2 separate regions of the Homo sapiens genome follow, and region 2 is linked to region 1. A link is a loop called in an ENCODE intact Hi-C map of the cell type or tissue named here. Cell type or tissue: heart right ventricle. All regions are shown on one strand.

Evidence for each region. A loop is a pair of places that touch in the nucleus more often than their neighbours do. Peaks named below come from ENCODE experiments on the same cell type or tissue, not always from the same donor. Only the 100,000 strongest peaks of a DNase experiment are listed, where the experiment ranks them.
Region 2: it touches region 1 in a loop (2.1-fold over the local background); 7 of 110 quality-filtered maps call a loop at or near these places.

The regions. Positions count from the first base shown.
Region 1 is chr21:42,782,521-42,785,020 of GRCh38, reverse strand. No RefSeq gene overlaps it. Among named protein-coding and RNA genes, the nearest start is that of LINC01668, 3.8 kb to the right of the region's middle. RefSeq lists enhancers at 1,189-1,910, 1,911-2,500. In heart right ventricle, no CTCF peak of the experiment used is centred here; DNase peaks (open chromatin) are centred at 569 and 970; H3K4me3 peaks cover 863 bases; H3K27ac peaks cover 2,192 bases; H3K27me3 peaks cover 673 bases.
Region 2 is chr21:42,668,025-42,670,524 of GRCh38, reverse strand. All of the region lies in intron 1 of PDE9A (phosphodiesterase 9A), which reads right to left. Among named protein-coding and RNA genes, the nearest start is that of PDE9A, 16 kb to the right of the region's middle. RefSeq lists enhancers at 594-1,539, 1,540-2,486. In heart right ventricle, a CTCF peak has its summit at 1,286 (motif pointing right); no DNase peak of the experiment used is centred here; H3K4me3 peaks cover 819 bases; H3K27ac peaks cover 632 bases.

The DNA of each region.
Region 1 (2,500 bases):
GCCAGCCATGTGGCGCGCATGGGGCCGGGACACCTACCTCCTCCTGCCGTTCGCCTGGGCTTTTCTGGTTTTTGTACCCAAAGTGGGGAGTGGGGGTGGGGTGGACTGGGGGTGGGGTCAGGTGAGATGAGGGTGGGGGTGGGGTGGGGTGGGGATGGGGTAGGGTGGGCTGGAGTGGAGGTGGGGTGGGGTCGGGTGAGATGAGGGTGAGGTAGGGGTGGGGTGGAGTAGGGGCGGGGTAAGGTGGGTTGGAGTGGAAGTGGGGTGAGGTGGGGTGAGGCAGGGGTGGGGTGGGGTAAAGGTGGGGTGGAGTAGGGGTGGGTGGAGTGGGGGTGTGGTGGGATGAGGGTGGGGTGGGGTGAGGTGGGGTGAGGTAGGGGTGAGGTGGGGTGAGGTAGGGGTGAGGTGGGGTGAGGTAGGGGTGAGGTGGAGTGGGGTAGGGTGGTGCTGCAGTTTCTGACAGGGCAGTCAGGAAAGGCCCCGCTGCCAACTTGGTCCCCCAGCCAGGTGGAGGACAGAATCTGCCCCCACCCTCCCACCAGGATTTCCTGGTCCTAATTCCTGGAACGTGTGAGCGTTGGCTCCCACAGCCAAAGCAACTTTGTAGATGTGATTAAACCCCGGACCTGAAGCGGGGGAGGCTGTGCCAGACTGCCCTGTGGGCCTGTATCACCTCGGGTCCTTTCGGGAGGGCAGCAGAGGAGGGCAGGGAGAGGCAGTGGAGAGGGAACGAAGGAGAGGGGAGGGGATGATAGGAGCAGAGGTTGGAATGATGGGCTTTGAACCAGAGGAAGAGGCCATGGGCGAGGCCATGGGCAAGGCCACAGAAAAGGCCAGGATGAATTTTCCTGCAGGTCCCTGGCAAGGAAGCAGTCCAGCTGGCACCTTGGCTTCAGTTCTGTGGCAGGGCCTGTGGGCTCCTGACGCCCAGGGCTGTCAGAGAGGGAATCTGTGGTGCTCCGTCGGCAATTGTTACAGCAACAACAGGAAACCAGCGCAAGCAGAGACCCGGAAGAGAGGGGGGTGGAGGAAGGGCGGCCGCCTTATGCAGCTCAGGCGGGGGCTGGAGAGTGGGGCTTCTGCCCTGCAGCCTGGGCTCTCTCAGCCCTGGAGGTCCGAAGCCGCAGATCGCAGATCGGGGTGGGATGGTCGGGTTCTGGGGAGGGTGCTGCTCCAGGCTGCAGGCGGTGCTGCTTTCGTGTGCATCCTCACGTGGCGGAACAGAGCTTCCTGGGGTCCCTTTTGCAAGGGGACCAGTCTCACGCTCCCCTCATGACCTCATCACCTCCCAAAGCCTCCACCTCCTAATACCTCGGGGGTTGGGATTTCAACATAGGAATGTGTGGGACACACAGACTTCAGCCTGTTGTAGCCTCCTGGATCACCTATTACGGGAGAAGATGTAATAGGACATAGAGTTAACTGCAAGGGATCAGAATCCAGAATTTAAAAAGAACTGTGATCTGATTGCTGGGTGAGGTGGCTCACGCCTGTAATCCCAGCACTTTTGGGAGGCCGAGGCGGGCGGATCGCCTGAGGTCAGGAGTTCAAGACCAGCCTGGCCAACACGGTGAAACCCCATCTCTAGTAAAAATACAAAAATTAGCTGGGCATGATGGCAGGTGCCTGTAATCCCAGCTACTTGGGAGGCTGAGGTGGGAGAATCGCTTGAACCCGGGAGGTGGAGGTTGCAGTGAACCGAGATCTTGCCACTGCACTGCAGCCTGGGCGACAGAGTGAGACTCTGTCTCAAAAACAAAAAACAAAAAACCAGAAAAAAACCTGCGATCAACTTGGAAAAGACAAACTGCCCCAGCAGAATGTGGGCAGAGGCCACCACATCACAGAAGAGGAAGCTGAATGGCCAATGAGCAGATCAAAAATCAAAGATCAGTCTCATTAGCCATCAGAGAAATGCCCGGGAGCCTCGGGTGGGGCCCCCACGCCCACCACGGAGGCGTGACTGATGCTGGAGGTGACAGGGTGGTGACCATGGACCGACACAGAGGGTGGGGGCAGGGGTTTTACAGCTGGCTTGTAGAGTGGACAGGCATGAGGAGCAGGCATGGGAGGGCGGCTTGGCAGTCCTGACAACCACGACAGTGCGAAGGTTGAAAGGGGCTTAACTGTGAGCCAATTAGGATCCCCTGGTGACATTGAACAGGTTGTTACTATGGTGAGGTTGTTAATTTGATGGTTTAAAGTGCCCCTAATGCCAAGAAACAAATGACTAGAGCACAACTGTAGCAGGTTAGGGGTCCCCTGTGGGCCTCTCTGGTGACCCACACTAGGCATCACTGTCCCTCGTCTTTCTGATGTGGTGGATGGACAGCACAAATTCATTTTTCAGCTCCGTTTCTCAGGTGTAGGGCGTGTGAGATGCCTGGACGCGGTGGTATGGACAGTACTTCACTGTCCTTATGTCCATGGAGGGAGAGAAGGAGCATGCAGGCTGGCTCTGTGCCTGCGCCCACTCCCCACCCAGCCACGTCCCCAGGCT
Region 2 (2,500 bases), 110 kb after region 1:
ATTGCCTGTGTGTGTGAAGGTGTGAGTGCGTGTGTAAGTGTATGTGTGTAAGTCTATGTGCAAGTCTGTGTGACTGTGTATAAGTGTATGTGTGACTGTAAGTGCGTGTGAATGTATGTGTGAATGTTTGTGAATGTAAATGTGAATGTGTGTGAATGTGTGTGTGGATGTGTGTGTAAATGTATGTGAATGTGTGTGAATGTGAGTGTGGTGTCTAAGTGTATGTGTGTGAATGTGTATGTGTGAATGTGTGAATATGTGTGTGAATGTATGTATGTGTATGAGTGTGAATGTAAGTGTATGTGTGTGAATGTAAGTGTATGTGTGTGAATGTGTGTAAGTGTATGTGTGCGTGTGAATGTGTGTGCGTGTGAATGTGTGTGTAAGCATGTGTGAGCCTGTGAATGTGTGTAAGCATATGTGTGAGTGTATGAGAATGTGTGTAAGTATGTGAGTGTGTGAATGTGTAAGTGTGTGTGTGTGAAGGTGAAACATGGTGCTTTCCTTTTATTGCCATGCATCTGTTGAAGCACCCACATTATCTTGGATCCTTAAAGCACACCTTGAAGGTGATGCTGGCATGCCCACCTGGTGCCAGGGCTGGCCTCTCTCTAGAAGGCACGGTCACACTGGGCTGTGTGTGCAGGTTCCCGGGCTCAATTCCAGCTCTGTCCCTCATTATCCGTGGCTGTGGGCAAGTTCCTGAACCTCTTCATTCCGTGCTGAGCAGCAGCATGGAGACCACACCAGGAGCCTCTATGAGACACTCGGCTCTCCGGGATGCGGTGACTTAACTCCGCTGGGCAGATTCTATCCCCATGTCACTGATGTTGAAACTGAGGCCCGAGAACATACAGCCAGCATGTGCCATTGCTGGGTTCCAGCCTCAGTCTGCTGATTCCAGGGCCCCAGATGAACCGCCAAGTGGGGTGTGGGTTGTCATTTTGACGCCGAGGCTCCGAAGCATGCCATGGCCTCCCAAGGTTCATCTCCTAATTTAATGTCCCTTCTCTTGGGCCCCGCACACAGGAACCTTCAATAAATGTCTGTTAAGTGGAAGGATTTGAGGGGCACGTTTGCCTAACATGGCATGAGTTAATCCAATTCAAATGTGGAGTGAAACTCAGTGGGAAGGAGAGAGACATCTAAGACCCCGCAGGCAGGGGAGGCGGGGATGTCAACAACAAACAGAAAGGTGGTGTGATGCGGCCGCAATTCCCAAACTGCTGGCAGCCACCAGCAGCTGGAAGAGGCAAGGAAGGGAATCTCCGGGGGAGCCTCTAGAGGGAGCGCGGCCCTGCCCACACCTGGATTTCAGCCCAGCGATTCAGATTTTGGACTCCATCCTCCAGAGCTGCGAGATAATCCGTTTCTGTTGTTTTAAGCTGTGGCATTTATGGCCATTTGCTACAGCGGCCCTGGTCTCTGTTCTAAGAGGGGTGGAATCTTTTTCGCAAGCAATGGGAGTCCTTGATACCGGGTGGGCCTCAGCGCGTGTATGCAATGGGGGAAACTTCAGGAGGGGATGGTGAAGGAGGCATTAACGAGGGGAGACACGGAGGGCTCAGCCGCTGGCCAGAGGCTGCAGAGGGAGTTGATGTGGCCCGCGTGGGACGTGGCGGGGGGTGGAGGGAGCAGCTCTGATAATCCGTGGGGAATTCCTCTCCCGACGGAGGATGTTCATGCGCAGGACACGGCTACCCAGACCGTCTGAACAGCCCTCCAGGTCACGCTCAGAGCTGCCTGGCCTGACGGTGGGATTTCAGGGCCCATTTCCCCCGCGCCGGCATCTGCGCGGATCCCGGGCCTCCGCACAGGGCTCATTTGTCATGACTGCTGTGCTCATCACTCTTGTCATTTTTCTGCGTAGCTTCGCTTTTGTTTTCCTCACTGCTAGTGTCTGAGGCCAATCTCCACTGTTATAAATAATGGATCACAGGGGACTGAAAATGCAAAAATCGACGAACCAAAAGAACAGGAAGTGTGCTGAGATGGAGCTCTGCACACAGGACTCTCACGGGGCATTTCTGAAGGCCTCTCGCCAGTTGCAATCTGCTTGACTCCTGGATACGCGGTTCAAGCTCGAAGCAACTCTCGCTGCATGAACATGACCCTTCCGCCACCCCCTCTCTGGGGCCTCACCCTTGTCTTGTCTTAATAATTCATGCTCACTTCTCCCAGGGCCTCTGTCTGTCTCTGCTGCATCAGGACTCCGAGTGGGAGCTAATGCAACCCTTCCCTGGAATCTGGGCTCCCTGGACCCTGGGGATGGCAGGAATGGGGAGGGTGGGGTAGGAGGTGCTCGGGGGACCCAGGCGGCAGCCCCTCTGGAGGATCACTGGGGGAGAGGACCTTCTCTCAGCACGCAGCCCCTTCGAGCCCAGTTTCAAGGCAGTATGTGAGAATGGTGTGGCTGGACATGGGTGAAAAGATTTAGAGGAAACCATGGGAAAGGGACACCCCAGCGGGGAGGCAGGGGAAGGCAGACAGGAGTGGAATC